Linked DNA regions of Homo sapiens: regions 1, 3, 4 and 5 are each linked to region 2. A link is a loop called in an ENCODE intact Hi-C map of the cell type or tissue named here. Cell type or tissue: heart right ventricle. All regions are shown on one strand. Region 1 overlaps CANT1 (calcium activated nucleotidase 1). Region 2 overlaps RBFOX3 (RNA binding fox-1 homolog 3). Region 3 holds the start of MIR4739 (microRNA 4739). Region 4 has its middle 5.7 kb from the start of LGALS3BP. Region 5 overlaps C1QTNF1-AS1 (C1QTNF1 antisense RNA 1).

The links. A loop is a pair of places that touch in the nucleus more often than their neighbours do. Peaks named below come from ENCODE experiments on the same cell type or tissue, not always from the same donor. Only the 100,000 strongest peaks of a DNase experiment are listed, where the experiment ranks them.
Region 1: a loop joins it to region 2, with 5 times the contacts of the local background. A loop is called at or near these places in 10 of 110 quality-filtered maps.
Region 3: it touches region 2 in a loop (13-fold over the local background); 65 of 110 quality-filtered maps call a loop at or near these places.
Region 4: a loop joins it to region 2, with 6 times the contacts of the local background. A loop is called at or near these places in 9 of 110 quality-filtered maps.
Region 5: a loop joins it to region 2, with 24 times the contacts of the local background. A loop is called at or near these places in 31 of 110 quality-filtered maps.

Annotation. Positions count from the first base shown.
Region 1 is chr17:78,990,751-78,995,750 of GRCh38, forward strand. It overlaps CANT1 (calcium activated nucleotidase 1), which reads right to left. Exons shown (of 5, transcript NM_001159773.2): 4 at 4,268-4,471; 5 at 966-3,170. The coding sequence ends at 2,800. Among named protein-coding and RNA genes, the nearest start is that of LGALS3BP, 13 kb to the left of the region's middle. In heart right ventricle, CTCF peaks have their summits at 2,589 (motif pointing right) and 2,790; a DNase peak (open chromatin) is centred at 2,585; H3K27ac peaks cover 669 bases.
Region 2 is chr17:79,390,406-79,395,405 of GRCh38, forward strand. The region is part of intron 2 of RBFOX3 (RNA binding fox-1 homolog 3); the gene reads right to left. Among named protein-coding and RNA genes, the nearest start is that of RBFOX3, 220 kb to the right of the region's middle. In heart right ventricle, CTCF peaks have their summits at 1,559 (motif pointing left), 3,062 (motif pointing left) and 3,263; DNase peaks (open chromatin) are centred at 1,566 and 3,066; H3K27me3 peaks cover 4,737 bases.
Region 3 is chr17:79,705,952-79,710,951 of GRCh38, forward strand. MIR4739 (microRNA 4739) reads right to left here and starts at 1,298; the gene lies at 1,225-1,298. LINC02078 (long intergenic non-protein coding RNA 2078) reads left to right here and starts at 1,315. Exons shown (of 2, transcript NR_109783.1): 1 at 1,315-1,705; 2 at 2,521-5,000. RefSeq lists enhancers at 1,157-1,778, 1,779-2,400. In heart right ventricle, a CTCF peak has its summit at 2,850 (motif pointing left); a DNase peak (open chromatin) is centred at 2,830; H3K27me3 peaks cover 1,927 bases.
Region 4 is chr17:78,983,137-78,988,136 of GRCh38, forward strand. No RefSeq gene overlaps it. Among named protein-coding and RNA genes, the nearest start is that of LGALS3BP, 5.7 kb to the left of the region's middle. In heart right ventricle, a CTCF peak has its summit at 3,026; DNase peaks (open chromatin) are centred at 3,052 and 3,739; H3K4me3 peaks cover 1,723 bases; H3K27ac peaks cover 2,561 bases.
Region 5 is chr17:79,016,939-79,021,938 of GRCh38, forward strand. It overlaps C1QTNF1-AS1 (C1QTNF1 antisense RNA 1), which reads right to left. Exons shown (of 3, transcript NR_040019.1): 2 at 3,068-3,298; 3 at 2,271-2,678. Among named protein-coding and RNA genes, the nearest start is that of C1QTNF1, 4.7 kb to the right of the region's middle. In heart right ventricle, CTCF peaks have their summits at 2,778 (motif pointing right) and 2,984; DNase peaks (open chromatin) are centred at 2,785 and 3,343; H3K4me3 peaks cover 677 bases; H3K27ac peaks cover 2,255 bases.

The DNA.
Region 1 (5,000 bases), 400 kb before region 2:
AGCAGGGCGTGCGGGCGGCACGAGGGGCCGCTGTAGCATCTGGAGCTGCTAACAGTGGAGCTGTCACTCCCATGTCACACTCCCAGGCCAGAAGAGACCAGGGGAGGGGACTCAGCCCAGACACTGGGAGTGGCACCAGGGGGCTGCCTTGAGAGGCGAGTGCCAGAGAGAGTCAGGGACTCCCCAGGGGCCATCCCAGAGGGCACTGAGGAGGTTCACTGGGTCTGGGACCCGGAGGAGGCGGGGAAGGAGAGTGGGTCTGAAGGGTAAGGGGTCGATGTGGGTGCAATTGCCCTTTCTGATTCCGCTCTCCCGGTTTTCTGTCCCTCTCTGGCCGCCCCTGTCCTGTCTCTAGTTGAGGTCTTTCTTGGCCAGTGCCTGCCTCCCTGGCGCCTGTGGTTTCAGTGATGGGGATTCTTCCATGCGTCACTTGGAGCGACCTCGTCTGTTCCTGTGGACTCACTGACACACTAAAGACACCAGCTCAGCCCTGACCTCTCACCTGAGCGCCTCCTTACCAAGTCATCCAGATGGCTCCCCAGGGATGAGCAGCAACAAAACGGGCACGTGGGTGCCCAGCACACGTCAGGTGATGTTCTAAGCCCCTTGCGCGTACCCAGTCACTTACCGTTCACTGCAGCCCCGGGATGAGCTCTGCGATGAGCATCCTTTTGCAGACGAGGACACTGAAGCACAGGAAAGTTAGGTCATTTGCCTAAGGACATGCAGCTGGATGGGGACAGAGCCAGGATCGGGCTTGCAGTGGCTTCAGACCCCACCTTTCTGACCACAGCGCTCGTGCTCTTGGAGCGCCTTGAGATAGTGGGACAAGGCGGACTGGAGGACGCAGTTTCCAGATGGGATGCCCTGGCGGGCGACTCCCGTGCGCATGCCCAGCATCCTGCGCAGGCGCTCTCGTGGCCAGGCCTCTGCAAACAGTCAGCACAGACCGGGAGACAGAAAACTACACTCCCTCAGACGCTTTATTGTTTACAAAACAGATGGATCCCATAGGGAAGGAACACAATCATTATGCTGACAGCAGCGAACAGAGAGGGGAAGAAAAAAGGTGAGCTTTAAAGTAATCGCAAATCACTGCCTATGCGAAGAGGCTGCTTCCGGGCACCTGGGCTGTGACTCAGGTGCTGACATGAATACATCAGCAAGGTCTCAATTCAGCCACAGTCCCAAGTCCCCCAACCTTCCTGATTGCATCTCTATTTTAAATGACCCAGCCTGGACATCAAGGACAATGATCTAGGAGGCGGGTCAAGGAGACAGCCAGGCAAAGTCAGAACAGACTTGGGGCTTCCAGGCTATGCCCGGTGACAGCTGAGCTCTTCAGAAATGCGTCACATTCAGCGTTCACTTCCTTCGCTTCCTCCACTACCTATGACATAGCGGGGGAAAGAGACAACCATGAGAGAGGGGTCCCTCCTCGCTGCCCTCCTCGCAGCTGTGCTTGAGTTTCAAAGGGGGAGAGGTTTGTGAGGGACCGGCACAGGGACAGCCAGAGCCGGCACCCTCCGGCCCACCGTGGCACCCCTGACGATCGCGGGGTGGGGTAGGAGTGAGGGTGGGGGTCGGGGTGAGGTAGTGCTGTGGGGAGGGCACTGTGAATGATGGAAACGTCCCTTCTCAGCCTGGGTCGTGCCTAACCTGGGTCTCAAATCCCACTCTGCCTTCACCCTGGAGTACACTCCAGCGAAGCCGAGGCCCAGCCAACGCTCGTGAAGTTTCCACAGAGAAGAGCCTGCAAAACTCCCACTGGAAGAGGAGAAATAAAGGCCATGGAAAGAAACCCCAGGGAAGAGACAGGCCTCGTTCACAGACCCTAGGCAGGGAATAAAAAATTCAAGTCATTCACAGAAGTCTTGAAAGGCATGAGGATTTCTGACAGTTCCTAGAAAAAGGCAACATTTTCTTTATCTTTGTATCCATTGGCCAAGAACGCCGACATGTGAGACTTGCTTCACCAGCCGCCACCGCTTCCTTACAATCTCCCGCACTGCTGGAGCGGGCTGGGTAACTACAGGACTGTGCTCTGTGTGATAAGATTTGGTGATTCCACTTTATAAGAAAGGAAACTGCTTTAATTAAAGCAGGTTAATAATTAAAACTTCAAAGTACTGCACAGCCACAGAATTTTCTTGAAGGGAGAAAGCGGTCACTGGCCATATGATGCGGAGATGGTTTTATCTGAGGCCTGAGAACCAACAGATGTGCCTGCGCCCTGGCCTGTGCAGCTGTGGGCAGATGTGTCCCCAGGGGCCTGCCCTCACTCGTGACCATGCAATACCCTGCAACATAAACATTTTCTTTTCCAAGGATCTGCAGGGGTGGACATGATGCTCCAGGCACAGAGTAGGAAGAAAAGGGGGTGACCTGGGGTTCCCAGCAAACAGGTCCACCTCATGCTCACTGCGTTCTCAGGGTGAGGCATAGGGCCTGACATATGGTAGGAGCTCTAGGGATATTCACTGAACAAAAGAACATAGGAAAGAAAAGAAACGAGGTCGGATGGAAGAAACGACCCAGCCAGTTAGGCAGGCCTTGAGTCAATGCCTGAAGTGACCGAAATCACCACCAGATGGCAGCATGGAAAGCAGTTCAGACCGCGGCCTCCGTGGGGCCCGGGGGTCCAGTGCCCGCACCACTATGGGGCCCGGGACTGGGCTCCCTGTCCAGACCTCCAACCCAGGCACAGTTCCAAAAAGAACAAAACAAAACAAAAGTGCACTCCTCTTGTTTTTATAAAAGCTGAGTCCTGATGGCCTTGCTCAGTGTTTCCGTTTTGAGTTAAATGAACTCGATGCCTTCGTATTTCACGCTTCCGATCTTGGTCTCCGGCAACAGGAAGCGCCCGTCCAGCGTGAAGGCCATGATGTAGGAGGCGACTCTGCCGCTGTCCTCCTCGGATTTGAGGGCCACAATGATCTGGTCGTCGGTGTTGGGGATGAACTTGAAGGACGAGAAGCCGTGAGTGGGGACCACCGCCCCGACGTGGCTCACAGCGATGTCGCCGAAGTCAGGGGAGGCGCTCAGCAGCAGGTTGGCGCCCTTGCGCTCGTCGTCCTTCTCGCTGTAGCGCTCCTGGCTGGCGCGGCGCGGCAGGAAGAACCAGCGCTGCAGCGTGTCACTCCAGCAGGCAGACTCATGGATGAGGTAGCCTGGGAACCGGGTGACCGCGGGTCAGACACGCATGCGGCCTGGTGTGCCCAGCCCCACACCATCAGGCCGTGCGCAGTAGCAGGCAAGGGGCTGCGACCACCAGGGCCCACCAGCTCACAGCAACCCGCCCCTCCCTGCTCTCCAGGATTCTGGAAGGTTCTGTGTTCTCGGTTATCCCATGCAGGGAACCTGCAGCACCCGCTCCCTTGAAGCCTCCTCCCGTTCCACCGAGAGCTGCCTGTGAGCTGCATCAGGGATTTGGGCTCATCGGAGCCTCCTCGGGGCTGATCCAGAGGAACCCAAGGAAAGGGAACAAACCCCCATTGGATGTGGGGAGGCATCGGCGGGGAGGCTGCCTTGAGGCTGCAAGGAAGAGGAGACAGCGTCTGGGGCCCCAGGCACAGACTCAGTCACTTCCTCCTGAACCTCAGGCACCTAAGGCCTACTCCATCCTGACTAGGGGGAGGCCAAAGTGCTGCTGGCCCTATGTTGGTGTGGAACACCACGGCCCAGCGCCAGGGGTAGGGACAGGGCCTGACCCACCAGTGCAGACAACCGGGCCACAGGCTGGGATGCTAGGAGGCCAGCTGCCAGGGCGAGTGGGGCAGGAAAGAGAAAACAGCTCATTTGCCGCCAGAATCCACTGGCCTGAGGGAAGCCACCATCAGAGGCAACCAAAATCACTAAAATCAAGCAAGAAACGGCCTTGGAGGCTGGGTGTGGTGGCTCGCGCCCGTAATGCCAGCACTTTGGGAGGCCGAGGCAGGTGGATCACCAGATCACCCGAAGTCAGGAGTTCGAGACCATCCTGGGCAACATGGTGAAACCCTGTCTCCACTAAAAATACAATTAGCTGGGCGTGGTGGTGCACACCTGTAGTCCCAGCTACTGGGGAGGCTGAGGCAGAAAAATCGTTTGAACCCAGGAGGTGGAGGTTGCAGTGAGCTGAGATCGTGCCACTGCACTCTAACCGGGGTGACAGAGCAAGACTATGTCTAAAATAAAAAACGGTTTTGGAGGCAAATGCAGGAGGAAGCAGGTTCCCAGCGACTGGGCTGTGGAAGCCACACTGTGGGCTGGGGCAGGCGTCTCTTACCTGGCGGCTGGATGCCGGCAGCAGCCCGCAGGGCGTTGTAGTTGGACACCCAGTTCTCGTGGTCCACGCTGCCCTTGTAGCCCACCACCTTCACCCACTCCGGGTTCTCGTTCACCACATCACCCGTAGTGGTCGTCCACTCCTTGCCCAGGCCGCCCACGTACAGACGCTCGTCCTTCACTGCCAGCCATTCGGCCTTGAAGCCTGGCCAAGCAGAGTGTCCTTAGGCCCCGCACCCAGCTCCCGCCGCACCCCTGCACCTGGCTCCCACCCGGCCCCGCACCTGTCCTTAGACCCCGCACCTGACTCCCGCCCGGCTCCACACCTGCCTCCCCTCCGGCCCGCACCTGGCTCCCGCCCAGGGCCGGCCGGCTGCCCTCCCCTCAGCTCCTGAAGGTTCAGTGACCACTCTCAAGTCTCCTCTGATCCCCAACTCCCCGCTCCTCAAGCTGTAACCCCAACCTTAGGATTATCCTTAAAGGCTAGAAAAGCTGAAAAGTGACAGCACTCTGAAGGGGCACGTGTGTCCCAGGGGAGTGCGGGTGCTGCCCTCGGCCACACCTGAGGTCTCACCGAGCATCACTCTAACTCCAGTGGCCGGAGAGGGGCTTGGTGCTGGGGCTCCCAGTCTTCCTTTCAATGGATTTGTTCAGAAGCTGTTTTTGCTTTTTTTAAACTGATTTATTTAAAATAAGCCTAACTTTGAAGGCTGCCACAGTTCAGGCTGTGTGGG
Region 2 (5,000 bases):
ATCTGCCCACTTTGGTGCTGGAAAATGCACTCAGAGTCCAACCGGCGTGGAAATACAGTCTTTGCGCCACTGCTTTTTTTTTTTTTTTTTAGATGGAGTCTCGCTCTTGTCGCCCAGGCTGGAGTGCAGTGGCACAATCTCGGCTCACTACAACGTCTGCCTCTCAGGTTCAAGTGATTCTCCTGCCTCAGCCTCCCAAGTAGCTGGGATTACAGGCGCCTGCCACCAAACCCAGCTAATTTTGTATTTTTAGTAGAGACAGGGTTTCGCCATGTTGGCCAGGCTGGTCTCGAACTCCTTATCTCAGACAATCTGCCCGTCTCGGCCTCCCAACGCATGGCCCATTCAAAGTTTGCCAGAGGCGAGTTCAGGGTGGGGATCCTGGCAGTGGGAAACTGGAGGAGCGCATGGAGCATCTGAGAGTTGAGGCAGCGGAACCCCTCACCAGGAGGCACCTTCCTGCCCAGACACCTCGGGATGAGCCCCTGGTGGGACTGCTCGGGTGCCGGCAGGGAGTTCCTGGACCCACCCAAAGCCAGCTCTGCTTCTCCCTTCTCTCTTCCCGCTTTCTTCTCCACAGCCCCCTGATTCCCACAGATCCTTCCCTGGAAGGCTTTCTCGCTGTCTCTTCAAAGTCTCTCTTCTACCCACTGCCATGGGAGCCTTCGCACCTCGGGTCTGGTGGCCTGTAACCCCTGCCAGCCAGGCTCCCTGATACCAGCCTCTCTTTTTCCAGACAGTCTGATTAACTTTTCTAAAACCTCACTACCACTGTATCAAACTCCAGCTTCTCTTCAACCGTCAGCGACTTCCCCACTGCTTGCAGGATGAAATCCAAATTCCTTAGCGCAACCCCCAAGCTGGGGTCTCAGCTCCAGCACCTCTCACCTGACCCTCAATGACCAGCTGTCTCAGGGGGAGAAAAAGGGAGGATTTAAACCCAGCACACCTGGGTTCAAGCTTCAGCTCTCCTTCCCACGATTGGTGAACACTCGGGCAGGTTACCTAACTTCTCTGAGCCTCAGTCTCCTCTGCTTAATAATGGGTGGTATCATAACATCTTCCTGAATTATTATCTAAAATGTCAAGTTCATGACTTGTCCGCCCAAATACGGCAAATGCCACCGATTTTAATCTCACCCGAAACCAACCTCACAGGTGCTGATTCACTTTTAGGAATTAGGAATTTAGTTTTAGGAATGAAGAAATGAGGCCCAGTGAGGTACATGTACACGTGCACATGTGCATACATGCGTGTGTACTTGCCTGCCTGTGCATCCACATATATGTGCGTGTGAGCGTGTGTGGGCACAGGAAAGTCTGTGTGCACGTGTGAGTTAGGGTGGGGGGTATGTGGAGACACCAGGACCACCAACATGCATGACAACGAGAACCAGTACGCATGTGTTTGGGGGACAGCACACCCCCGCTCTGATCCTCGGTTTCCGAATCTGTTAAAAAAAAAAGGCTCCAGGCTGGACAAGCCCCAGGTCCCCTCCTTCCCGGTTCTGAAGCTCACAGGTCGCGGGTTTGCTGAGAAGGCACGTGCTCCCCCTGGTGGAAGGAAACTTGTATGGCAACGCTCCCGCCAGGGCCCCGCGATGGTCAGGCTTTCTGCCGTCTTGGAAACAGACACCGACAAGCAACAGGGTTCCCATAGTGCCCGGGCACTTCGGACCCGCTGCGGGACCTTGGGCAAACTCTTTTAGCCTCAGCACCTTCCTCTGTGAAATGGAGCCAACAACAGCACATCACAGAGCTAACAGTAAAGAAAACTGGGGCAGCCTCCTCACCCCCGTCTCTTTTCTCAGTGGTTAGTTATGCCAACGATTGTTCCAGAATCCAAACTCACACAGCAGAGAGAGGCAGCTCAGCACACGGACCTTGCAGCCAGTTGGCCCTGAATTCCAGCCCTGCCACTTACTAGCTGTGTGATCCTGGGCACGTGATTTCACCGTCTTTCATTGTGGAGTTGTGAAGATTCATAAGCTAACTCTCACACGGTAGTGAGCGCAGGGCCCGGCCACTCACAGGTGCATGGTAATGTCGGTGGTACAGGTGTCTTGTGGCTGTCACTGAGGTTGTTCATAATCTCCTGGCTCCTGTTCCTGCTGGAGCCACGGGGAGCTGCCCTTCCCACCCACTTAAGTTAGGCACCATCCCGTGACTTGCTTTGCCCAACAAAATGGGAGCAGAGGGGTGTCACTTCCAGCCGAAGTTTGCAGAACCAACAGTGTGTGCAGTACCACACCCTCTCTTCCCGATATCTGGCAAGCATCGGGCAGTGGCTCTATGAGCTTGGGTCCTGAGTGAGGGCAACAGCACAGCACAACACCCTCAGGAACCAAGATGCATATGAGCCAGAAATCAACCCGCAATTGCTACAGATCTCTGATGTGGGGTTGTTTGTTACTGAGCATAACCTGCTGCTGCTGACTGAGACACTGACTCCTGCAGAGCTTCTCTGAGGAGAAAGGATTCCTTCTCATTTATCCTGACATGTACTTACTAAATAGGAATATTTATCAGTTAACGAACACACATTTCCTTTCCCCAAACCTAAACTACCAAGCAAGAGAACCACCAAAATTTGCAATTCCAAGTGCATCGTGATGGAGACCAAAGCCCCAACTTGACCACTACACAGTCTGCACATGTAACAAAATTGCACCTGTGCCCCCAAAATATGTAGGAGTTGTAAAATATACACAATGAACTGTGATATGAGCAAGAGATAGAACATAGCAGAGTGCAAAGGCATTTTTTCTCAAACACACAAAACCTTTATGGAGACGGATTTGGGGTTTCACAGTTCAGTTCCACCCGCGTAGCCGCCTGCTGCAGCACAGGGGGAAAGGGAGGCTTGGGGCACCTCTCCTACCCACACCCCAACCCCACACTTCCACCTGCACCTAACTTGCTTGTTAGAAGACAGGAGAGTCGTGGTTACAATACACTGGGAGGGAGATGCTGGACGAAGCAAGCCTCTCAGGGGAGACCCGGCCAGTGAGCAGCCGCAGGGAAACGCTCTCCGTTCGTGTGGTCCCTGGCGCCACCTCGCGGCGCTGGCTGGCACTGCTGGGAGCTGGCTCCTGGTCGGCAATCTGCTCCTGCTCCTGGCCAGGGCAATAGCACACTGGATGCTGAGCGGGTCATCACACACATCGGAGCTGGTCATCAATGAACATCTGAGCCAGTCATCACATACATCGGAGCCGGTCATCAATGCACATCTGAGCCGGTCATCACACACATGATCTGAGCCTGTCGCCACACATCGTCTGAGCCGGTCATCACGCACATCTGAGCCGGTCATCATACACATCATCTGAGCTGGTCATCACGCACATCAGAGCTGGTCATCATGCACATCAGAGCTGGTCATCATCATGCACATCATCTGAGCCAGTCATCATGCACATCTGAGCTGGTCATCACACACATCATCTGAGCCGGTCATCACGCACATCATCTGAGCCATTCATCGCACACATCAGAGATGGCCATCAATGCACATCTGAGCCGGTCATCATACACATCATCTGAGCCGGTCACCACGCACATCGTCTGAGCCAGTCATGCACATCTGAGTCTGTCCCCGTGCACATCATCTGAACTGGTCATCACACACATCGGAGCTGGTCATCAGTGCACATCCGAGCCCGTCATCATACACATCATCTGAGCCGGTCACTATGCACATCGTCTGAGCCAATCATCACGCACATCTGAGTTGGTCCCCGCGCACATCATCTGAATCGGTCATCACACACACATCTGAGCCCTCGCCTGTGGGCTGAGATCTGCGAGAATGGACAGAGGGCCCAGGATGGAAAAGCATGAGGGACTCAAGGACGACACTGTGTCCAGGTCCAGGGAGGAGCTCACCCTGCACCCTGATCACTGAGACACTCACTCCCCACAGTGCAGAGTGACCCTGAGGCCAGAGCCCAGCCAAGCCCCCATCTCCACCACTGGGGCAGGGGTCTCCAGGGCCCTCTGAGTGCAGGTGGGGTTCATCTTACCCCCTGGAAAACAGTCTGGCTTCTATGTCCACCCTAGGCCGGCACCCTAGTGCTTGGCCAAAAATGGAGCAAGCCACGCCAGCCTCAAGGGCCTGTCCTTCTCCATCCACTCCAGGACAGGAGGCTGACAGTCAAGGCAGCACGCACAGTCCTCCCAGCGAGATGAGCAAATGAAGGACGTGAACTGGAAACAGGTCCACAGAGTAAACAAATGGCCCCCACTCTAAATGGTCTTGTCTGAAGCCTTGGACCATGCCTCTTTATCCAAGTCTCTTTGCACAGATAATTGTTCCAACACTGAAGCCTGAGCCCCCACTGACCCACACATCTCTCTCCTCAACTACCCCAGGCTCATTGGAGCCACAGCTCTGCCCCACTCCTGAGACGTCCCGGGCCCTCGCTACATGAGTGACCCAGTGAGGTAGAGGGATATGAGAAGAGCTAGGAGAAGGGCCTGGAGACGCAACACAGGCGCTCGGGGCGTGTGCAGGTGGGACGACGCAGAGAGGCGGCAAGACGTCAGGAGGTGCCAGAAGGGTGGATGAGAACCCAGGGTTAAGTGCAGCCTTCCAGAACAGCCTTAAAGGTGGATCAGCCATCCCAGTGGTGGCCACAGCTGCTGTCATTCAGTGCGACTGATGGGGATCCAGGCCCGCAAAGCAGTGCTCTATCTGGGCCTCCCGTCAACCTTCTGCCGGAGACCAGGGATTCAAGGATCAGTGGCAAAGGGCTAGATGTTTTTGTTAGTCCCTTTGTTTCATTTGCAGCCACGATGAGCTGACACCGGACCCAGCAATGTGTGGCGGCCTCTGTGGAGAACAGCTGCAGGCTCTATCTTGAGCAAGCCTTTGGCTCCCTGCCTGGGAGGACCCCTCCTAAGGGATGGGGCATTCCACACCTGGACTGAGCACAGTGGAGCCAACCACCGCTCAGTGCCGGGAGGAACCACACTTCCTGGGGACCTGCTATGTGTCT
Region 3 (5,000 bases), 320 kb after region 2:
ACGGACCGACCTCCTTTAAAGGAGGGGTTCCTGAGCCTGGGGAGCGTGACTTCCGAGCCTGTCCGAAAACACCAAACGCCAAAGACACCGAAGCTGTTCCACAGAAGCCGCAGCCGATCGAAAGCCATTGCTGCACGGGATTTTCTTTGGAATTGGTTTTTGGTTCAGGTATTTTTTGGATTAGCATCATCAACACTAGAACTCAACATGAGAAATCCTCCTGGCACCCTCAGACCCCCAGGATCCACCCGCAGCGCCCCACCCCTCGGGGGTCTAAGGACGGGGCCACGGGAGGTGCTCCCCACGCCTTAGCTAGACGCAAGGCCCTCCCGCAGGCTCCCGCAAGCCCATCAGGGCTGGGCGTTTCCCACCCCTTCCCACCCCACCCATCCACCTTCCGTCCAAGCAGGAGTGCAGCCTGCTTGGGCTCAGCGTCCCCTCTTCTGAGAAGCAGCCCGGCCCCATCCTGAGCGCCCCTGGGCCCACAATCCCTCCTCACGTGTGTGGGGCTGGCCGTTGATGTCGCCTGGGCTGGGGGTGCACCTGCAGCGCAAACACGTGACTAAGCATCTTCCTGTCCCGGGCCCTATCAGCGTTGGGCCCCAGGCAGCCCCTCCAGGGGCTACAGTCACCCACCCACCTACAAAGCCCCTCATCTGCAGCGGTGGCTTCATTCCCGGGACGCGCCCCAGGCTCTGCTCAGTCATGGCCCCCAGACCCTCAGGAGCCCCCGAAACATGATGACCTCCAGCCACGTGCCAGCTGCCAGGAGGAGGCTTCAAGACCCCAGATGAGCACCCGGCTGGCCATGCCCCAGGGACAGAGGACCCAGTGTGACAGAATCCGGCCTGGGCCACAGCCACCCACACAGTCCATCCCAGTTCAGCCCGAGGTGGACAAGAAAAGTCCCACCAGGGACTGGAGCAGATGGGGCGGGCTCCGGACCCCTGCCTGGTCCACCATCTGTCTTGCCAGTCGGTCCGTCTACCCAGGCAGCCCCTCCTCCCGGCCCACCATCTGCCCGGCCCTGCTAGGCCCTCCTCCTGGCTCCTCCAGGGCCCTCAGGAGGAGACAGAGCTGGAGCCAGGGCCCAGACCTCCACTGCCTTGGGCCCGCCCCATCTGGCACCTCCAGAAGAAGGGGGCGGCAAGAGCTTGGCCAGGGCAGGGGCACTCCAGGGCAGCCGAAGGCCCTTGCCAGCTGTCTCATGATGAGATGAGCAGAGGGAGGGGGAGGGGAGGAAGGGAGAGGCTCTGGGAAGACAAGGGCCCCTCCGCTCCTCCTCCCTTCTTCCTCCCCTGCCCACGTGGCCTGGGCGGGAGGGACACGCCGATGGGAACATCCCAGCTGGTCCAGGCCTCTGCTCCCCCCAGCTCCTCCTCCCTGGCGGGCAGCTCTTCTGGGCTCCTGAGGTGCTGCGCAGCCCCTTCCCTGGCCCTGGGACCCCCAGTGCCTGAGATGAAAGAGGAGTTGCTTCCATGGACGGTCCCAGTGCAAGCTGGGGGGCGCTGGCCTCAGGACACCAGGCATCCAAGACATAGGGACACCAGAAGCCCCGGCTCTGCCTCTGAGGTCCAGCAGCCCCAAAGCCCCTGCTCAGAAGCCAGCGATGGGAGGGCAGGGCCTGCCTGTGGGACCCATCATGGGCGCAGCAATCGCCAGGCCCTGGGCAGACAGCAGCACAGCCTGTGAGTCCAGGGCTGGGGTAAGTCGGCAAGTGCACCCCCGGAGGTGGAATGACAGGAGCTCCTGTGGAGGACGCAGGCGACCCCCGCCCCTCACTCCACTGTGAGGCCTGAGGATGTACAGGGGCAGCTCTCCCTGGCTTATGAAACGCCCCCACCCTGCTGCCCCTCTGGGTCCTCCTCACCCTGTGGCCTGCAGGGTCAGGAGCATGACTTTGGTGTCAGGAGAGAGGCTGGCTCCTGCCTGTGGCGGGTGTTGGGGGAGGAGTGGGGTTCATTATAAATTACGCTCCCCTCGAACCCGGCTGTTAGGTGAGGGCAGGGCTGGGATTCACCCTGCTCTCTGCAGGGGAGGGTCAGCCCCCAGGTGCTCCTGGGTGGGTCTCCACGGCAGGCCAAAAGGGCAGGCCCTGGGCATGTCCACCCCCTGTCTCTGGTCCCACAGCCCCCTACTTGCCACCTGCCCTGAGCAGCCCCCAGGAGAGCACCCGCAGGGAGGATGCTGAGGTGCTGGAGGGCAGGAGTCCCAGCTGAGGCTGTGACCCCAGCTGTGCTCCCCGTTCCCTCTTAGGACCAGCAAAGACCCAAGGACAGGCGGCCAATCAGGGCCCGGTGTTTACCCCTCCTCCCCCACCCCCATCACGGGCCTCCCGCAGGACCCCCAGGAAGAGCAGCTTCCATTGACCAAGGTCGGGGGACGCCCTCCCGCTGACACTCACTCTCCACGGATCCTGGAGCCCACGAGTCCCCTCCCCACCTCCACTGCACTGGGCCCCCCGCAGGCCCTGGTGGGGGTGGCCACGGATAACCACACAAACATGCATTTTCCTTGTAGGAGCAGGCAGGTGACAACCAGTGTCCTACTTTCCTGCATTAAAACACCCAAATCAACAGGACGGAGAAGGCCCGGAAGAGGGGACCTGAGGGAGCCAGCCGGGCGCTCAGCCTGCTTCGCTGGGATGCTTGTCGAGGTCGGGACGGCACCACCAAACTCACCTCTGTGCGCCCTGCGGGGCCCAGGAGACTCGGTCCTCCCTGGGCTCCCCCAGGCCTGGGGTGGACGTTGGAATAAAGTGGGGACAACACGATGAGAGACCCCAGCCCTGGAGGTGCCCTCGGCCAAAGCCCGAGATCAAAGCTGGGAGATTCGTGGCTGGACAGCACCACCTGGTGGACACGTTGGAGATTACCAAAGCCGAACAGTCAATTCGTTCTTGGTTCTGGGATTTTCTTAATTGGGTCTTAGCTGGGCCTTCCTTTCTCTTTCCCCAGTAGCAGGGGCTTTGTGACTATCAGAAACACCTGCCAGGCCTGGGCAATATGGCGAGACCTCATCTCTACAAAAAAAAAAAAAAAAACACAAAAATTAGTGAGGCGTGGTGGTCCCAGATACTCAGGACACTGAGATGGGAGGATCGCTTGAACCCGGGAGGTCGAAGCTGCAGTGAGTCGTGATCATGCCACTGCACTCCAGTCAGGGTGACAGAGAGAGACCCTGTCTCTAAAGAAAGAAAAGGCCGGGAGCAGTAGCTCACGCCTGTAATCCTAATACTTTGGGAGGCCGAGGCGGGAGGATTACCTGAGGTCGGGAGTTCGAGACCAGCCTGACCAACATGGAGAAACCCCATCTCTACTAAAAAATACAAAAATTAGCCAGGCATGGTGGCGCATGCCTGTAATCCCAGGTACTCGGGAGGCTGAGGCAGGAGAACCACTTGAACCTGGGAGGCAGAAGTTGCAGTGAGCCGAGATCACACCATTGCACTCCAGCCTGGGCAACAAGAGTGAAACTCCGTCTCAAAAAAAAAAAAAAAGAAAGAAAGAAAGAAAAGAGAAGAAGTCCTTGTCTTCTAATAAGATGTTGTTGGTTTCAGAGAGCCCAATCCAGGCACTTCAAACAAGGCAGGGAAATCAATGGCCCTGAAGAAAGTTTCTCTTCGACAAGCCCCTCCCTCCCTGACACTGGCATTCTGGCATTCACCCACCAGCCCCTCCGTCCCTGACGCTGGCACCCTGGCATTCACCCACCAGCCCCTCCCCTCCCTAATGCTGGCACCCTGGCATTCACCCACCAGCCCCTCCCCTCCCTGATGCTGGCACCCTGGCATTCACCCACAAGCCCCTCCGTCCCTGACGCTGGCACCCTGGCATTCACCCACCAGCCCCTCCCCTCCCTGATGCTGGCACCCTGGCATTCACTCACCAGCCCCTCCCCTCCCTGACACTGGCACCCTGGCATTCACCCACCAGCCCCTCCGTCCCTGACGCTGGCACCCTGGCATTCACCCACCAGCCCCTCCCCTCCCTGATGCTGGCACCCTGGCATTCACCCACCAGCCCCTCCCCTCCCTGATGCTGGCACCCTGGCATTCACCCACCAGCCCCTCCCCTCCCTGACACTGGCACCCTGACATTCACCCACCAGCCCCTCCCCTCCCTGATGCTGGCACCCTGGCATTCACCCACCAGCCCCTCCCCTCCCTGACGCTGGCACCCTGGCATTCACCCACCAGCCCCTCCGTCCCTGACACTGGCACCCTGGCATTCACCCACCAGCCCCTCCCCTCCCTGATGCTGGCACCCTGGCATTCACCCACCAGCCCCTCCGTCCCTGACACTGGCACCCTAGCATTCACCCACCAGCCCCTCCCCTCCCTGACACTGGCACCCTGGCATTCACCCACTGTCTGGGGCAACTACCCTTTCCTCCCACCACTGATGGGACGGCACCCTGGCACCCTGGCCTACCAGTTTTGAGGGGAAAAAAATTAGAAATCTTTGGCCAAAGAGGGGACAAATTGAGCCTAAAATCAAGCCTTGGTGTCTCACTTTTTAAATCTACTTTTACCTTTTGTGTATTGGTTGTGTGATTTTTTGTGTACTCATTGTGTATGATTGCTGAATACACAATGAATACACAAAAGCTATAAATAGATTTAAAGAGAGAAAGCAAACCAAAACCCATCGGTAATCCACTGGAAAAACAAGCCTCCAACTCTATTCAGAACATTGTCAATTAAAAGAAAAGAATTAAGAATTTCCCTTTTAAACTATATTTCAGGATAACTCAATAACTCTAGTGGACAACAGCAAGTATTTTTGGTTTTTGTTTGTTTGGTTTCTTTTTTTTGAGATGGAGTCTTGCTCTATTGCCCAGGCTGGAGTGCAATGGCACAACCTCGGCTCACTGCAGCCTCTGTCTCCTGGGTTCAAGTGATTCTCCTGCCTCAGACTCCTGAGTAGCTGGGATTACAGGCGCCCGCAACCAGGCCCTGCTAATTTTTTGTATTTTTAGTAGAGTTGGGGTTTCACCAT
Region 4 (5,000 bases), 410 kb before region 2:
AGGCTGAGGCAGGAGAATCGCTTGAACCCAGGAGGCAGAGGTTGCAGTGAGCCGAGATCACACCACGGTACTCCAGCCTGGGCAACAGAGCGAGATGCCGTCTCAAAAAAAAAAAAAAGAAAAGAAACTGTTTTCCAAAGTTGCTGAAACATTTTGCATTCTTGCTAGTAATTTCTTCATGTTCCAGTGGTTTAAATCGTCACCAATACTTGGTATTGTCAGTCTTTAAATTTCATCCATTCTGGTGGGCATGTAGTGAAGTTTCATTGTGGTTATAATGACGAATGATAGGCCGGGTGCTGTGGCTCACGCCTGTAATCCCAGCACTTTGGGAAGCTGAGGTGGGCAGATCACCTGAGGTCAGGAGTTTGAGACTAGCCTGATCAACATGGAGAAACCCCATCTCAACTAAAAAATACAAAAAAATTAGCCGGGCGTGGTGGCGCATGCCTGTAATCCCAGCTACTTGGCAGGCTGAGGCAGGAGAATCACTAGAACCTGGAAGGCAGAGGTTGCAGTGAGCCGAGATCGTGCCATTGCACTCCAGCCTGGGCAACAAGAGTGAAACTCCGTCTCAAAAAAACAGAAAAAAAAAAAAAAGACGAATGATGTTGAGCATCTTTATGCTTCTCTGTCATTCACACATCCTCTTTGGCAAAGCGTCTGTTCAAATCTTATGCACGTTTGAAAACTGGCTTGTTTGTTGTGTAAGTTCTTTATATATATTCTGTTCCTGTAGCAGATATATGATTTGCACTTTTATTTTTAATGAAAAGCTTGCTTTTCATTATCTTTTTTTTTTTTTCTTTTTTTTGAGACAGAGTCTCGTTCTGTCGCCCAGGCTGGAGTGCAGTGGTGCGATCTCGGCTCATTGCAAGCTCCGCCTCCCGGGTTCAAGCCATTCTCTTGCCTCAGCCTCCCGAGTAGCTGGGACTACAGGCGCCCGCCACCATGCCGGCTAATTTTTTGTATTTTTTTAAGTAGAGACGGGGTTTCACCATGTTGGCCAGGATGTTCTCGATCTCTTGACCTCGTGATCCACCCACCTCCGCCCCACAAAGTGCTGGGATTATAGGCGTGAGCCACCACGCCTGGTGAGCAGAGGGTGACTGAATAGAATGGGAGGCAGGATGGCCCTAATCAGTCCCAGCTTGACTTTTCCCTTTAGCTGGTGATTTTGGGGCCCAAGATATTTTCCTTTCACAACTCTGTTCTCTGTGGGAACAAATGACTTCAACTTTAAGGCAGGAGAATGGTGTGCACCCGGCAGGCAGAGGTTGCAGTGAGCCGAGATTGCGCCACTGCACTCCAGCCAGGGCGACAGAGAGAGACTCCGTCAAAAGAAAAAAAAAAGAATGTATCCATTTGTCTCTCATCTACCTGTGACCTGGAAGCCCCCTCCCCACTTGGAGTTGTCCTGCCTTTCCAGACTGAACCAATGTTCATTTTACATGTGTTGATTGATGTCTTATATCTCCCTAAAATGTATAAAACCAAGCTGTGCCCTGACCACCTTGGGCACACACTGCCAGGCCCTCCTGAGGCTGTGTCAGGGGCGCCCACGTCCTCAACCTTGGCAAAATAAACTCTAAATTAACTGAGCCCGGCTGGGCGCGGTGGCTCACGCCTGTAATCCCAGCACTTTGGGAGGGTGAGGAGGGCAGATCACTTGAGGTCAGGAGTTCAAGACCCGCCTGGCCAACATGGTGAAACCCCATCAATACCGAAAATATAAAAAATGAGCTGGGTGTGGTGGTGCACACCTGTAATCCCAGCTACTCGGAAGGCTGAGGCAGGAAAATCACTTAAACCTGGGAGGTAGAGGTTGCAGTGAGCCAAGATCACACCACTGCACTACAGCCTGTCAGGAGAGAGATTCTGTCCCAAATAAATAAATAAATAAATAAAATAAAGTAAATTAACTGAGGCCTGTCTCAAATTTTCAGGGTTCACAGGGTTGTCCCAGCACCATGGTGGGAAGACAGTCTTTTGTATTTCAGGTGAATTACCCTGGCTCTTTTGTCAAAAGTCAATGGGCCACATCCATAAGGGTCTATTTCTGGACCCTATTCTGTCTCACTTGTCGGTGTCTGTTTTTCTTATGGCAATACTACACTGTTTTGATTACTTACAGCATTATATTAAGTCTTGAAGCCAGATAGTATAAGTCCTTCAACTTTGCTTTTCTTTTTCAAAATCAAGTCTGTAGACCCATGAAGACGTATACTGTTTTGTTCTTTTGAGTCTCTGATTTCTTTCATCAGTGTTTTGTAGTTTCAGGATGTAGATGTCACACATCTTTTGTTAGACTTATACGTAACTATTTCCCGATTTTTGGTGCTACTGTAATTGACAATGTTTAAAAATTTTACAATTTCTAGTTGTTCACTGCAGTTATAATAAAGTTAAATTTTGTATGTGGAATTAATATATTAATATGTTAAATATTAATGTATTAAATTTAACATATTAATATATATTAAATATTAATATATTAAATTTAGTATGTGTAGTTTCGTGGTTTTTTTGAGACAGAGTCTCGCTCTGTTACCCAGGCTGGAGTATAGTCGTACAAATACTGCTAACTGCAGCCCCAATCTCCTGGGCTCAAGTGATCCTCCCACTTCAGCCTCCCATGTAGCTGGGACCACAGGCAGGCGTGACCACATCCAGCTAATCTTTACATTTTTTTGTAGAGACAGGGTCTTGCTATGTTGCTCAGGCTGGTCTTGAACTCCTGGGCTTAAGTGATTCTCTTGCCTGAGCCTCCCAAAGTGCTGGGATTACTAAAGGCGTGAGCCACCATGCCTAGCCTCGTAGTTATTTTTTGAAGATTTCTTAGGCTTGTCTAGCTAGTCAAAGCTTGTCACTGGCGAATAAAGATAGTTCTATTCCTTCTTTTCAAATCTGAATAACTTCCTTTTTTTTTCTTTTGCACCAATAGGATGAGGAATAAAAGTGATGAGAGCAATGTCAGTTTCCTGGGTTTGGTAAATGTACTGTGCTTAGGTAATCAGTACACTGGAGGGAGCCACATGAATGCTGCACAGAAACACGACTGCTGGCCCCGCTTATCTGCAGTTTCACTTACTGCAGTTTCAGTTACCCACGGTCAACTGAGGTCTGAAAATATTAAATGGAAGATTCCAGAAATAATTCATAAGTTTTAAATTGCATACTGTTCCTAGTGGGATGAAATATTGTGTCATCCTGCTCTTTCCCTTCTTCATCACAAGGGCGAGTACAGTACACTAAGATATTTAGAGAGAGACCACATGCACATAACTCTTATTTTAGACTATTGTTCTAATTGTTCTATTTACTATGTTACTGTTAATCTCTTACTGTGCCTAATTTATGAATTAAGCTTTATCGCAGGTATGAATGTAGAACAGTAAATTCCACATTATCTATGGTTTCAGGCATCCACTGCGGGTCTTGGAATGTATCCCCCACAGAAGGGGGATATGAACCAAAAAGTATCTGAGACTGTTCTCAACCAGTTAATTTTGCCAAGGTCAAGGATAAGGCCAGGGAGGCAAAACAAAACGTGACAAAACACGGAATCGCTGAAACAGTCTGTGGTCTGTGCCTTTCTCCAAAGGTGACTTTGAGGGCTTCCATATTTAAAGGGGAAAAGCAGGCTGGAGGGGGAAGTGGGAGGGTCCGGTCCTAGTGCTGCCGCCACGGGTTGCAAGAGAAGAGAAGCAGGCAGGGGAACAGTCAATCGTGTATTCATCTGGTGCTCAGTAAATTGGCACTTCACATAAGATAAGGTGAGCACAGTAGCTACCTGCCGAGGTCTTTAGCCTTTCCTCTGTCGCTCTCTGCTTAGGAACAAGAGGAAAGGCAGCTGCTTGCATGACTCAGCTCTCAGCTTCCTGTTTTTTCCTATTGGAAGGGTGCATTGCGGTTTTTATTTTCCTTTCATAGGACCTACTGTATTTTTGCAACTTCTGTGTGGTTCAAAATTTTATTTCAAAGGAAAAAATGGTGGGGAAGAAAGTGGTGAAAGCAGACACTCTTGCGTTGTTCCTCAGGGGGAAGGCATTCAGTGTCTGACCGTGAAGTAGGAGCTTAGCTGTGGACTTCTCACCGGAGCCCTTCATCGGGTTAAGGATGTTCCCTAACGGGTTTTTTGGCTTTTTGTTTAGAATTGGATTGGGTGAATGGCTGTTAGATTCTGTCAAATGCTTTTTCTCTATCTTTTGAGATTATCATGCTTTTCCCCCTTTTTAGTCTTTTTTTTTTTTTTTTTTTTTTTTGAGATGGAGTCTCGCTCTGTCGCCCAGGCTGGAGAGCAATGGGATGATGTCGGTTCACTGCAACCTCCGCCTCTCAGGTTCAAGCGATTCTCCTGCCTCAGCCTCCCAAGTAGCTGGGACTATAGGTGCGCCCCACCACCCCCAGCTAATTTTTCGTGTTTTTAGTAGAGACGGGGTTTCACCATGTTGGCCAGGCTGGTCTCGAACTCCTGACCTCAAATGCCCACCTCAGCCTCCCAAAGTGCTGGGATTACAGGCATGAGCCACCACACCCTGCCCCTTTTTAGTCTTCATATGAATTTCATTGATTGATTTCAGAATACTGAACTAACCCTGTATTCCTAGAATAAACCACACCTATCGTGAAGTATTCTTGTCAGAGACGTTTGAACCAGAGCCACTCCATCTTGAACCAGGTCTGGGTAAATTACGGCTGAGACCTGCTGGGCTGCATTCCCAGGAGGTTAAGGCATTCTTAGTCACTGGAGACAGAAGGTTGGCACAAGATACAGGTCATACCTTGCTGATAAAACAGGCTGGCCGGGCGCAGTGGCTCACACCTGTAATCCCAGCACTTTGGGAGGCCGAGGCAGGCGAATCGCGAAGTCAGGAGTTTGAGACCAGCCTGGCCAACATGGTGAAACCCCATCTCTACTAAAAATATACAAATTAGCAGGGTGTTGTGGCGCACGACTGTAATCCCAGCTACTCGGGAGGCTGAGGCAGGAGAATCGC
Region 5 (5,000 bases), 370 kb before region 2:
ACAAGATTTAATGGCTCACGGTTCTGCAGGCTGTACAGGAAGCATGGCAGCATCTGCTTCTGGGGAGGCCTCAGGGAGCTTTTAGTCATGGCCTAAGGCAAAGGGGGAGAGGCCTCTTACATGACAGGAGCAGGAGAAAGAGAGAGAGCGAGGAGGTACCATACACTTTTAAACAACCAGATCTCACGAGAACTCACCCACTATCATGACCAAGGGGGATGGGGCCAAACCATTCATGAGAAACTGCCCCAGTGATCCAGTCACCTCCCATCAGGCCCTACCTCCAACTTTGGGGACTATAATCGGACATGAGATTTGGTGGGGACACAGATGCAAACCATATCAGATAATTTTACTTATTTTGCTTTACTATTGTGGAATATATTCCTGTTGTACTCGTTGTGTAGGAATGCAGAATAAGCTTACTCGCCGTTTTCTTAAATTGAACATTTGCCAGTCTTCCAGATATCACCTTTTGTTGGAACTCAGAGTTATGAATGGCCGTCAGTATGCTGATGCTTTCTGACTGAGTTCCTCTCTACCCTGAATACAAAAGACCTTAATAGTTAGATGAGAATATCATTACTCCTATTTAGCCTGAAGAAGCTACAGAAGGGGAATCTTCCTACCTCTACAACCCTTAGGATTAGTGGTCCTCTTGTAAAAAGGAGGGGGGAAATATGTCAGAGGCATTGGAAGCAGAGCAACTTTAACTTGAATAGGGGCTGGGTAAAATGATGCTGAGACCTGCTGGGCCACATTCCTGGGAGGTTAAGGCATTTTAACCTCCCGGGATCTGAGATGAGATAGGAGGTCACAAGATACAGGCCACAATGACCCTGCTCATATAACAGGATGCAGTATAAAGGCTGGCCAAAACCTGCCAAAACCAAGATGGCAACAAAAGTGACCTCTAGTTGTCCCAACTGCTCATTATATGCTAATTATAATACATTAGCATGCTAAAAAAACACTCCCACCAGCACCGTGGCAGTTTACAAAGGCCATGGGAACGTCTGGAAGTTACCCTGTATGGCCTATGACGGGGAGAAACCCTCAATTACAAGAAATTCTTGCCCCTTTCCCAGAAAGCTCATGAATAATCCACCCCTTGTTTAGCATATGATCAAGACATAACCATAAAAATAGCCAACCAGCAGCCTTTGGGGGTGCTCTGCCTATGGAATAGCCATTTTTCTTTTCTTTTCTTTCTTTTTTTTTTTTTTTTTTTTGGCACAGTGTTGCTCTATTGCCCAGGTTGGAGTGCAATGGCGCAATCTTGGCTCTCTGCAACCTCCATCTCCCACGTTCAAGTGATTCTCATGCCACAGCCTTCTGAGTAGCTGGGATTACAGGCATGCTACTTGAACAGGGGCTGGGTAAAATAAGGCTGAGACCTGCTGGGCTGTATTCCTGGGAGGTTAGGCAGGAATAGGGGTAAATAGGGGTAATTATATTTTTAGTAGAGATGGGGGTTCACCATGTTGGCCAGGGTGGTCTTGAACTGATCTCAGGTGGTCTGCCTGTCTCGGCCTTCTGAAGTGTTGGCATTACAGGCATGAGCCACTGCGTCCGGCCTCCTTTACTCTCTTGATAAACTTGCTTGTATTTTACCCTGTGGACTTATCCCAAATTCTTTCTTGCTCAAGATCAAAGAACCCTCTCTTGGGGTCTGGTTTGGGACCCTTTCCAGTAACAGCTCCACAGACATCATCAGATGGCTTAATTTTGCCAATCTGATGGTAATCAGTGTCTTCTCCTTGCCTGATTACTGTGAGGTTGTATATCTTTTCTTACACTTTTTGGCTGTTTACGTTTCTTTTTCTGTGGATTCCCCATCATCTTGTGTGTTTTTAGGAATTGATCCATCCCATCCCCATTGATATACGTGCAATGCCAATTTTGTCATAGATCAAGTTTTCATACACACATGGGTCTTTGTCGGGTGGGCCTTCTATCATGTTGAACTAATATACTTGATCACATCTGTTCCAATACCAGTATCTTCATTATTATGTCTTTATAATAAGCCTTCCTATGATGTAGGACAAGTCCCCTCCTACCTCACCCACCTTCAACCTTCTGGGATTTTGAATGGAATTGCTTGGAATCTATAGCTTAATTGAGCGAGAACTGAGTTTTTTTTTTTTTTTAATGATATTGAGTCTTCTATCTAAGACCACGCTTTGCTTTTCCATTTCTTTGGATTTTCTTTAGTGCTTTTCAGTAAGGGTTTGTAATTTTCACTTCACAATATAGCTTGGAGATTGTTCCAGATCACATATAGAGAGCTGTTTATTCTCTAAAGAGCTACACGGTGTTCCACTGTGTGGAATTTATTTTACCAGGCCCCTAATGATGTCCTTTGAGGGTATCTGTGCTTTTTTTATACTACGGCAATGCTTCAGAGGATATCCTTGAACTTACTTATTTGAGCACCCTTCTAAGTTTATCTGTAGGAGAAACTCCTAGAAGAAAGATTAGGGGGTCAAAGGGTATTTGCATTCTGTGAGCGAACACACCCTCCCTTCCAGAGAGGCTGTACCATAAAATCACTTTCCTTAAGGTCAACAAATACAATCAGGCTTTCATTGGATTTTCATTCTCCTTGTCTTCTTTGCATCCTCAGAGACTTCACCATAGACTCCTTTTGGAAATTCTCTTTAGTTTCTGTGGCTCTGCATAAAGGACAAGACATTCTTTATTGAATCATTCATTCATATGTTGACATGCATTTACTCACTCATTTCATAGTTAAGTGCTTGGAACTGGGGAGTCCACCAGGGGGCCCTCCCATCTTATTTATCAAGTAAAATATTGCCTAGTCGATCAGTATATGCCTGTCTCCATGTAACTGAAAACATTCATTGCCAAAACAGGAGAGTAAATATTCAGAGGTGAGGAAACTGAGGCATAGGGAAATTAAATGGCTTGATAGAGTTGCAAGGCACACGTGTACATGGCCTCAGGGGAGACTTCTGTGGAAAGGCATGGCTTCCTGGAAGAGGGAACGCCCTTACCCTCCTGGTTTTCTGCAGGTGTGAGGACCATAAAGAAACCTATTCACCTGGTGTGTCCTTGCAGCTGCCAGTCCTGATCTCCACCTGTCCCAAGCTGCTCAGAACGTGGCAGCGCCATCCAGGAGCCACGAGCATGGGCCAGTGGCCAGGGAGGCTGGATCTGTCTGCCAAGTTTCCACTTTTCCATCTTAGCAGCTTCTCCGAAGCTCTGTGGAGACTCTCCCCACTCCCACCCCTTGGCAGTGGGACGTCACCATCGGAGCCGGCCGGTCGCTACCCTTGGGAACAGAATTCAAAGTTTGCAATACCAATCTCTGCCCTTGTGGGATGACTGGGCAGCCCGACCCAAAATAGCTGGGAAAGGCGGGATGTTAGGGCCGCGGTGGGAAAACTCACAGTGCTGCTAATGACATGCTGTGCTTATCTGGAACCGAGTGTCTTGCAGACTTTAACTGAGATCACATTGCTTTTTCCAGCAATAAGTAAACAGACCCAGCGAGTGGTGGTGACAGGCCCAGGGAGAGAGAAAGAATTACCAAATCAGGGAGGGCACAGAACGTGCTGCCTTCCCTGCCAGGGGTTCCAGGAAATATTTCTTCCCATTCTAGGATCTACCCTTGACTAAGAATATGGGATGATTTGGGAATATTCAGGAAGCCTTTAGGGGTTTTGACCCAGACACCTTGTGTAGATGTGAGCTCCTAGGGAGTTTTAGGATGGGTTTGTGGGGGCTAAGAGAGAGACCTTGGGGAGGGGACTCAGTCTTTCTGGAAGTTGGCTTTGACTTCTGACCCATAATCTCAGGGCTGATGAAATCCCCCAGGCACTGTGGCTGATTTTTATTTTTGATTTCTGTTGTTGTTGCCCAACAGGAAAGGATTTTGCCAAAGGGAAAACACTCTGCCTCTTGTTGCTTGGGGGCACCTAAGGCTGAGAAGGAAGAAAATCAGCCACTCTGCAAGGACATCCCTTGCTTGCCAAAGTTTCCATCTTTCCTACTTAAAATTACAAAGCAGAAGTGAAGTTGATGACAAAGAGCATTAGGAACCTGGCATGCTCTCTATTTTGGATTTTTTTTTTCACTTTATTGAGGACAAGCTTGTATTCTCTGGGAGCTGGCCTTGTGAGTCTTTGCCCATTGCCTGCTGCCTTGAGTTGTGAGCCATGATGGTGGCACCTAAGACATGTGCTCAGACCTCAACTCCTATTCTTTGGAAGTTCCCATGCCTCCGAGCCTTGGGTCTCACACAAGATCTTGGGAAACCCCAGGCTCTCTTTGTTACCGTTTGATACCACTCCTCCCTATCCCCAGTTTCTGCCTCAAGGAAAATGAGTAATCCCTTTTCTAATCTCCTCCTTCCCTCCTCTTCCCAAGAGGATGGAAGGAAGATTATACTTGTAATAATGGTAGTTGCAATGAACAATGTGTCTGTTCCACCAACCTTTTTATTAATCATGTGAGAAGCTACAGGTTCACAATCACTTCTCCAAAATCCCTGAAATGCAAAAAATCTGAAACCTTAGTTTTTCCCTAAAGTTGGCACACACAAATTTGACAGAACAATGTGGCTTGAACTATCCTGAGACTATGGATGCCTTCATCCCACTGCCGAATATTCAAGTGTTTAACGAAGGGGCGCTGCCCGAAGCCCACTGGGTAAGATGCTTTGTGGGATATTTGCATCTGACTCTGAACATATCTGACCTCCTTGGTTCCAGATAAGAGACCCTGGACCTATCTCTGCTTTGTAGATAAGGAAGCTAAGGCCCACTGAAGTTTGGTAGCATCCCCAGGCTGCCTCAAGGTAGGACAGAGCCGGGACAAGACCTCCTAGTAGGATGAGCCAGGTGCACCTGGAAGAGATGACCAGCCTTCAGCTGTCTTTCTAGAACTTTGCACTATATTGGGCCTCTGAGTTCTGTCTTGGAATTGTGTTAAAGATAACTGTTTTCCAGTTCTTCAACACCAAAGCCATCTTG